2 separate regions of the Homo sapiens genome follow, and region 2 is linked to region 1. A link is a contact called in ENCODE Hi-C or POLR2A ChIA-PET data. All regions are on one chromosome and are shown on one strand. The core of a region is the stretch at or near the end of the contact, and the rest is flanking DNA. Distances in the headings are between cores, read along the strand shown.

Region 1 (4,757 bases), core at 1,624-4,123:
AGTCAGCAGGCTTCTTGTCATTTCTTGTTTCCTAATGAGCTACTGGATGCTGCTACGCCTGCTTGGTCCATGGACCATCCTGGGTAGCAAGAAGGTAGAGAGCACTCAGCTCGCTGAGATGAAGAAACCATGGTTTCAGGAAAGTTTCCAGAAAGAATTCTAGCAAGAAGTGTTCTCTGGTCAACTTTCAGTGACTCAAACAAGACTCCCAGTTCTCATATCTGGAGTAAGTTCAGTTAATCTAAGTTCCATTTTAATCTCTGGGAGGACTCACTGAGGGAATGTTTTGGTTTTCTATGGCTGGTTCAATAAATTCTCACAAACTTAGTGGCTTAAACAACATAAATTTGTTATTCTATAGTTTTATAGTTTAATGGATCAACACAAGTCCCACTTGGCTAAAATCAAGGTGTTGGCAGAGCTGCATTTCATTCTGGAAGCTTGGGGTTGGGCGTTCATTTTCTTGCCTATCTAGATTCTTGAGGTCATCTCCCTTCCTTAGTTAACAGTTTCTTTTCTCCATCTTCAAAGCCAGCTGCGATTGTTTGAGTTTTTGCATTGTATCACTCCCAAGGACCCTTGTGATTACATTGGGCCAACCCAGAAAATCCAGGATCATCCATCTTCCCATCTCAAGGTCCTTAATTTAATCACATCTGCAAAGTCTCTTTTACGATGTAAAGTTCCATATTGTTAAGTATTGGGGATTAGAGTGTGGACACCTTGGGGACCATTGTTTTGCCTAACTCCTTGAGTGATAACATATGAAGTGTTGATGAGTTGCCAGGAGAAATTGAGAAGAAATGATAAAGATCCAGGTGTGAGAGGAAATAGTGACAGCTGGACTTGAAAGAAGTGGAGGGTTTGGATATTCATGGCTGTAAAGTGATTGACAGATCTGGGTCAGTAGAGCAAAGTAAGAGAGCTGTTTAGAGTGGGGTGGGGAAATCCAAGCTGGAGGCCAAAGCTCTGGACTGCTTTGAGATGGATGGGGGAGAAGACACAGGACTCCTGAAGGACAAACCTTATCAGATGGAATGGGAAAGTGGTTGCAGGTGTGAGGGAGAGAGAGTATCAGGGAAGAGACATAACTGCATTTGGCTCAATAGCTGGGTTTTAATGGACTCCTTCAAGAAAAGAGGGTTGTCTGTCCACTTGCCTTCATCAGGGAGGCCCCAACCAGTAAATCATAATAACCAAAGTGCAAAAGGGGAGAGAAGGCTTTGGTCAAGGAGGTCTCTGTGGTCACTTTAAAACTGAAAACTAATGATAGAAATAGAGATTGGAATTTAAAAGAAGAGTGTGCAGGAATAAAATTCATTTTGACATGAAATTGCAGATGGAATGCTAACCAAGTACAGATTTGTATCTTAACAGATATGGGAGGAAGAGCTTCACTAAATTAGGGCTGTGTGGAGCCCCTTAAAGGGCCAGGTTGTCAGTTTAAGCTTCTCCCATTACTATTACTGTTACTGTGTGGGTGTTGATTACGAACAACAGCCATACAGTAACTGCGCAGCCAAGAGTTGTACACTGGGGATGGACCTGGTTGTCAGTTTCATCACTCACCAGCTATGTGAACTTCCTCAAGGCATTAAATCTCTTAGAGCTTCAGTTCTTGACTGAACAGTGGGGATAATAATTTCTAACTCACATGGCTATTGTGGGGATTAATTAGGTTAAATGAGAGAACATACATAAAGAGCCTATCACATTATTTTACATAGAACACAGGACAGTTGACACATAATCAGAGCATGACCACTCTTTCTTATATAATCACACTTTCCCTTTTTTAAAAATTTTTTTTAAGAGACAGGGTCTCGCTCTGTCACCCAGGCTGGGATGCAGTGTTGCAATCAGTGCTCACCGTAACCTGGAACTCTTGGGCTCAGCGATCCTCCTGCCTCACCCTCTCAAGTAGCTACGGCTGCAGGTGCCTGCTGTCACAACTGGATAATTATTTTTATTTTTGTAGAGACAGTCTTGCTCTGTTGACCATGCTGGTCTCAAACTCCTGGCCTCAAGTGATCTTCCCACCTAGAACTCCCAAAGCACTGGCATGTTCTTTCTGGATCCTTTCATCCTGTGCTTGTTCTGGTAACAAGGTCCTGGCAACAGTTTCTGTATCCTGGGGTAATGCAGTTTATGTTAGTGCGATGTATGGCCCGTCTCCAGGTTGCTCAGTATAGCACAGAATCATCTGGTGAAAAGTCTGCAGGGGCTCCCTCTTGCTTTCAGGTTAGAAATATAAACTCCTCAGCCTGTTATACAAGACCCACCATGCCTACCTGCTGCCTCCTTTTCCTACTCACGACTCACCAAACACCCACTACTCCCTGGATATAAACCTTTGACTCAAGCCCAGATAATAAATTTCTGTTGGGATCACCTCTGGCTCCAACCTCCTTCCTGCCCTTGTCAGTGGTTTTCGCTTTTGGTCACATGTTGGCCTCTGCCTGGAATGTCTTCTCTCCTCTGGAAGTCATTCAGTGTGTGATATGGCCTGCAATAAGGGGAGAAGAGGAAAAGGAGAGTCATTGATGAAATCAGTAATGGAAGAGAAAACATTGTGTCTATGTGGGATATGCTGGTGAGGGGGTGGGTAGGATAGGGAAGGGCAGCTGGTGCAGTTAAGAAGAAAGAGAAAGAACAGCTTCAGGAAGCAGGAAATTGTTATCCTAAAGTCAGCCTGGATAACCTTCATGTCAGAAGGTGGAGAGGTTGAGTGGAGATGGGTGAGATACTGATGACCCACCGTTTTAAGGCCAATAAAAAGAGATGGAAAAGGATAGGAGAAGCATCTGGGTTGCCTAAGATGGCTGCACTGTCTGCTATCCCCTGGCCCCCTGCCTCCTCAGCCTGTCTCATTCCTTACCACTCCCTATTCCATGTTCCCTGCCAGTAACACACAACTGCCTGTGGTCTACCCTTGACCTTGTTATCCAATCCCTGTGTTCTTTGCTTCTTTGATTTACTTATGCTTTTTTCCTCAGCCTGGAATGCCCTCTCCCTGCTTTGTGAATCCGTCATCCTTTAAAATGCAGCTCTGTCCTTCCTCTGGGAAGCCTTGTTCAATGGATCCTGCTTTGCTTTCCCCTTCCCTCACCCGAGTCTCTCCTGTCTCTCTGCTAGGTCACTGCTTCATGCTTCTGCTATTATAAGCATCCTGTTTTCTGCATTCCACTTACTCACTTGTTTGCTCTATGACTGTAGATTGTCAAGTACAGGAACTGTGGTTTGCTCATCTGTAAATACTCAGTGCCTAGCCTGTCATGTGGTAGATACTCAGTAATTTTTACTAAATCAAATTGAATATCTTAGGAAGATTTGCTGACATGGCAAAATGTAAAGCCATAATGTAAAAATCTAGGAATGACAGGGAATTTATTACATAAAAGGAATGGAGGTAAACAGTACGATGAGTATAATAGATATCGTCACACAGACCAACGTGAAGGTTTTAATGAACACCATGTGAGAGCTCCAACATATTCAGAAGCTATAAGCCAAGTATAATTGCTGAGGATTTTGTGAAAAGCAAGCTCTCACAAGTAGAGTCTAAAAATACTGACATTTCACCCAAAGCCTGAAGGATAAAAAGGAAGACAATGGGGTAAAGAGCTAAGAGAAGAAAAACGTCTCAACAGAACTGTTAGTATGCAATTGGTTAGCTTTTGCTGAGTAACAAAACACCTATAAATGACAAACATAGATTATTTCTCACAGTTCTTAGGGTTAGCTGAATGGTTTTCTGCTCAAGGATATCTTGGCCAATCTCCATGGTCAGCTGGCATTTTGCTGGCAGTGGGGGGTGTAGGGTGGCTCCATTTATGCCTAGAGGTTGACAGGACACTTAGTGTAAAGGTCCCCAAATGGGATGCCTTATCTCTCTTTGCATTGTCTCATCCTCTACTATGCTTGTTCTCATGGTTTAGTCAGGGTTCCGAAGAGCAGCAAGAGCCAGTAAGCCCCAGTGAGCAGGTATCTGCTTGTATCCCATGTTCTATTGTTCTGCAGCCAAAGCAAATCATGTGGCAAAGTTCAAAATCAATGTAACAAGGGACCGAGGGAGGCAGAATGGGGACTTTTGAATCACTGGGGTCAATTACAGCAACAGTCAACCCAGCTTTGGGACATCCCCAGGGTGGGAAAGGACCCTTTGGGAGGAGTCAGAAACAGATGACTGATGTGAGGATGATAAGGTAGGCATGACGTAGAGCCCTGTGATTTGATTTGGACAGTCACATGTGATTGGAAGTGATGCATGTTGCTTCCAGGCAAATCAATTAATTCCCCATGTGAGGTTCAACCAGCTAGTTTTCTCCTATCACAGCAATGATGGAAGCTCATTCTGACACAGAAGAGAAATGTTGAACCATCCCATAGAGGATAGCTGACTCAGAGAGCCATTCAGACACCCAGCACAATTTGTGTGAAAAATAAGCCTTTGTTGCGATAAGCCCCTGTGGTTTGGGGGGATTGTTTGTTATTGCAGCGTATCCTAACCCTCAGTGGCTAATATGGAAATGCAATGCAGGTAGCTGTTGAAGGCATGGAGATGGATAATTTTACCTGCAGAAAGAAGGTAAAGAAAGTAGAAAAGAGCACCCAGGACTGAGTGTAGGGTCATCCCAACATTTACAAATTAGGTGGTGGATGAGAAGTTAGCAAAGTTTGCCATGATAGAGACTAGCCTTTGGGTAAACACTGTATACATCCTAAAGTTTTCTTTAAAATTTATATGTGATAGGGAC
Region 2 (5,045 bases), core at 348-2,847, 150 kb before region 1:
GGAAACTTTAAGAATGATATCGTGTTTTACACTTCAACTCCTAAGAGTTTTATTTCTCTCTCCTTAGACATTTTCTCTGCAATTTTTGGAAACAAAATAATATGCAACTAGCCTAAGAGCATACATAAAATATTTTATGTAAAATGAGTACAATGTTTATTGTAAAAATTAAAAATAAAGGTCAAAAGAGTAGAGATTTAAAATTCCCCATTAATATTTTAATTTAGACTTTTTCTATGCATATGGGCAAACAGACTTTAAAAATGAAATGAGTACTGAAAATATTCCTCAGTCATCTACTTTGTTTAGTTAATATTTTGTGAATATCTTATGGTGCCAATACATTTCCATCCTCTTTTTTTTAAAGACAGGGTTTCCCTATGTTGCCCAGACTGGCCTCAACTCCTGAGCTCAAGCAGTCCTCCCCAGCAGCTGGAACTACAGGTGCAAGCTCTTGTGCCTGGTGGGGCATCCTCATCATTTTTTATGACTCTGTTTCATTGGATGAGTGTATCACAGCTCATTTCACCCATGTTGAGGCTATTTCTCAATTTTCCATATTGCAAGCTTTGCTGCAGGGCTCTTTCTGCAATTAAACCTTTGCACACATTATTAATTATTTTCTTGGAGTAAATTCTTAGAAATAGGAGACTTGGTGATTTTTGTATCTTAGAAAACATTTTAAAAAATCCTGGCTATAGTAAAAGAGAATTTGGATGAGGGCACAGTTTCTTGCTCTTCCTGTACACCTTCCAGGATGGAGTCTCTTTAACTTGGGATTCTCACAAGGGAAGAGATATCATACCTGAAATGAGGAGCAGCTATGGGGTCATTTCTGTAAATAAAGGTCAGTTGGAAAAAGTAGATTTGGGGGGCTGTGTAGACTCTCTCACCATGACAAGACTGTACAGATATGGTTCACAAGTGGTTCTCAATTTTGACCCCCCAGGAGACATTTGGCAATGATGGGAGATATTGTTGCTTGTGATGACTCACGTGGTTGGGTGGAGATGCTACTAGCATCTAGTGGGCAGAGGCCAGGGATGCTGCTAATGTCCTATGATGCACAGGACAGCCCTTAAAAAAAGAAGGATCTGGCTCAAAGTGCAAGATTCCTACCAAATTTAGGAAACAGTGATGCAGAGCAGAAATAAAAAGGGATCAATGAGTCTCTTGAAAACCATGGTACAGCACTGCAAATTTTATGTTTTCTTTTCTTTCAAAAGAGTCTTCAGTTACCCAATATATTTGGCATGTCTCAGGCTGATCTACAAACCACATTAGGGAACACACAAGGCCTGTGGAATGTGTGGTCCTACTTGCTCCTGGCTTCTGTTAGGATTAATCTTGACAAGAATGTGTAGTGTGTATAGAGGAATTTAGACTGCCTGGATTTTTCTAAGCATGATAGTACAACGATGATGCTAAAAGATTGCCTAGGTTCCTTTTGTGGAACTAAACCAAATGCAGAGGGTCAGCATCAATCCTTTGGGGCCAGTCTCTGTTCCTTGGGCAGAGCAAAGTAGGTTGTTATATTTGGGACTCCTTAGAGTTTGCCGAGCTGCATGTTCTGGCCGCACTGAATATTTTGATCATGAGTAAGCCAGTCATGATTGTGACAGGCTTAGCTCCCAGCTAAGGTCAGAGGAAAATGATGTTTGCTAGGATCAAAGGAAGATAATTGTGGATATTGCATTTCCTCCATAATGCAATGATCTTGCTGTGAAAACATGTCTTAAAGAAGAGGCCTTGAGAGGCAGGGGAGTGCATGTGTGTGTGCTCATGACAGGGCATGGGCATTGGAGGTGGATGGGCAGAGCTAGAATATCCCACATTTATTAAGGCTTGTCATGGGCAAATTGCTCAATTGCTCTGAGCCTCAGTACTGTTACCTCTAAAGGGGTAAGAAGAGTATTTAACTCATGATGAGCTGGAAAGCTACTAGGTTAGAATCTTGAACTCCTAAATCTCCACCAGCTGTTTGTTGCTGTTGCAAGTTTAGGAGAGGGACTTAGGAGGGACACTGTGGCAAAAACCCTCTGTTCATCAGTCCAAGGACTTCACTCCAAGATCCCATGCAATTTTTTTGTAAGTGGAGCTGGGCCACATCTGAGACTCAAGGGTTCCTTGTGCATAAATTACACAGCTCTGGAAAAATGTTCCTTCTGCTGTATGCATTCAAGGAACCAGTAAAAACAGGAAGCCAGTTTTATTGCATAAGCTGTGTGGAGTTTTAGAGAGACTAGAGAAGGAAGAGATCTGGGAGGGGAGCCCTGTGCTGGTTGATTTCCGTTGCTCCTACCCTCTCTCCTGGCTCCCATCCATCTTCTATCCCTGTCTGTTCTGAGTTTTGCCCAAGAAGTTCATCTCTGTGCACTGCATCACCAAGACTATCTGGGCACCTGGAGTCATGGGCTTTGACCAGTGAGGGGTATAAATAGGAGACTGAAAGGTAGAAGAGGGTGGTCAGGGGATTCACAGTCCTGGCTTCTTCCCTACTTCTGGCAGTGGCTGAGCTCTTCTGCAGGTGTAGTTCCTGTAGGCTGGTCCCTCTGCCAAGTCTCCAGTTCTTCACTGCACTTTGCAACCACCACTGCCTCTCCTCCTTTTCAGGATTTGGGATGGTGAAGCATTCCTGCTGTTGCTAGTCCTTGGATACTTCAGCATCCCTGCATGGTTCTTTTCACCCCACCTGCACCTTTAATACAGTTCTTTCATTTGACCTTCCATAGTGAAATCCTTTTGAAAGTGTTATGCTGCCTTCTGCCTGAACACTGATAGGCACATCCTGGAGAGAGAAGAACCCCTAGAGAACTTGGTATGTGGCCTTGAGAGTCTTTGAACTTCTCCATTCTGATGCTGAAGCGGCATCCCAGAACTTGGGAAGCTTCCATCCCAACGTCCATACAAATGCTACTTTTCTTTCTTTTCTTTTCTTTTCTTTTCTTTTCTTTTCTTTTCTTTTCTTTTCTTTTCTTTTCTTTTCTGTGTGTGGGTGTTTTTTTTTTTTTTTTTTTTTTAAGAGAGGAAGAAGGTGAGAGTGGTACTGAATTCTCTCTAGAGGTTAGAAGAATGCGCCACTGACAGGGGCTTTTCCTGAGGATAAAATAAAGTACCATGCTGAAAGGATCCAGTATGGTGCCATTTACTAGGCACACAGTAAATGGTAACTGCTGGTATCATGAGACACTGACTGGTGATCTCTCAAGGAAACAAGAAGGAAAACATGAGGTCAGCAATGTAGTTAACAACTGAGAGTAGCTTTTTAATCTCTCCTTTCAGGGCTGTCATTATGTGTTGGCTGAGGAATGAATTGGATTTACGGGCTCCTTTTTTTTTTTTTTTTAAATGCTTTTATTTTAGGTTGGGGGATACATGTAAAGGTTTGTTACATAGGTAACCTCGTGTCACGGGGGTCTGTTGTACAGATTATTTCATCACCTATGTATTAAGCCCAGTACCCAATAATTATCTTTTCTGATCCTCTCCCTCCTCTCACCTTCCACCCTCAAGTAGACCCCAGTGTCTGTTCTTCCCTTTTTTGTGTTCATGAGTTCTCATCATTTAGCTCCCACTTATAAGTGAGAATGTGTGGTATTTGGTTTTCTGTTCCATGTTAGTTTGCTGAGGATAATAGCTTCTGGCTCCATCCATGTTCCTGCAAAATACATGATCTTATTCTTTTTTATAACTGCATAGTATTCCACAGTGTATATGTACCATGGATTCTGTCATTGATGGGCATTTAGATTGATTCCATTTCTTTGCTGTTGTGAATAGTGCTGCAATGAACATTTGCATGCATGTGTCTTTATGGTAGAATAATTTATATTCCCCTGGGTATATACCCAGTAATGGGATTGCTGGGTTGAATGGTAGTTTTATTTTTAGCTCTTTGGGGAATTGCTGTACTGCTTTCCATAGTGGTTGAACTAATTTACACTCCCATCAACAGTGTGTAAGTGTTCTCTTTTCTATGCAACCTCAAACTGGCTCTTTTTGATACCATAGAGACTTATCTCCAAGGATGCTCTTCCTCTTCTTTTTATCATTATCTAAAATAGTTGCATATGTTATTGCCTATTCTAGGGTATTGATGTCAAAAATCAGAGAGTTTGAGGGGAAGAAGAAGTATTTCAGTTGGAAATAATTTATTCTTTCATTAAAAGTGGCCATTGGAGATCAGCATTATGACAGCCTGTAGGATGAGATCATCACAGATGCCAGGCTTTTACAGTATGAAATATTTAGCCAATTCTGACCAAATATTATCAAAAATTAGATTATTTCAGGGAAAAATCATTCTAGCAACACGTTTATTTTGCATCATGCAGACAAAATAAATGTGGTTTTGATTTTATATGAAAACAGCTTAGGAAATCTCTAGTTAATTTTGTCTGCCAATTAATTAATCTCTCTTTTTCTTGACCTGAAATCTTCATTTTCCTTTGGGAAATAATTTCTTCCTCCTCCTACCACCTCTGTCCATGTGATTTAGATGAGATGGATTTTTCTTTGAGCTCTAGTGCTGGGTTGTGATGTAAGCCTGGTCAATGGCAACATCACATTTCCTTGGCCAATTGTTGGTTGAGGGATAGGCTCATGATTCAAGTAGAACCATTCAGAATCAAAAGGCTGTCATTTCCAGGTATTTCATGGGAATTATTGAGAAAGATAATTTTCTTCCCCCTGCTCGGACTGCAAAATGCAAACCTGAGTTGCTGGTGGCCATCTTTGCAATAAATAAAGGCAATACCCTTCCTGAAAGTGAAGCCAGCAATGTGGGGAGCTGCTCTGTAGGAGGGAGAGAGATAAGACCCTGGTGACATTGTTTGGGTACCCAGGTCTGGCTCTGGGATTTTTGTTATTTCAGTGAGTTTCCTTTTACTTGAACCATGTTGAATTGGAGTCTGGCAGTTATAATCTAAATAATATTGATTAATGTACAAGATGATAATAGGATTTTCCTGTTGTGACACCTCCCCCATTTGACTCTGACCACATGTGTAGATTGTGACTGAAAAGAACTTGTCACTAATTAATTC

The links. Hi-C counts contacts between places; a loop is a spot of excess contacts on that map. ChIA-PET counts read pairs that join two places held with the same protein, here RNA polymerase II (POLR2A). Pooled maps may share reads with other maps.
Region 2: a pooled map shows a loop between it and region 1 (6-fold over the local background). The contact joins two enhancer-like sites. A Hi-C loop is called at or near these places in 2 of 50 pooled maps. POLR2A ChIA-PET finds 5 or more read pairs at or near these places in 3 of 52 experiments (AG04450, activated naive CD4-positive, alpha-beta T cell and naive thymus-derived CD4-positive, alpha-beta T cell).

What each region holds. Positions count from the first base shown.
Region 1 is chr4:15,301,692-15,306,448 of GRCh38, reverse strand. The region is part of intron 1 of C1QTNF7-AS1 (C1QTNF7 antisense RNA 1); the gene reads left to right. Among named protein-coding and RNA genes, the nearest start is that of C1QTNF7-AS1, 120 kb to the left of the region's middle. Within about 2 kb of position 2,873, at least 2 of the 41 ENCODE cell types and tissues checked have a DNase peak (open chromatin) inside an H3K27ac peak, as active enhancers do.
Region 2 is chr4:15,448,488-15,453,532 of GRCh38, reverse strand. LOC107986185 (a long non-coding RNA gene) reads right to left here. Exons shown (of 2, transcript XR_001741392.1): 2 at 5,039-5,045. Among named protein-coding and RNA genes, the nearest start is that of CC2D2A, 19 kb to the left of the region's middle. Within about 2 kb of position 1,597, at least 8 of the 41 ENCODE cell types and tissues checked have a DNase peak (open chromatin) inside an H3K27ac peak, as active enhancers do.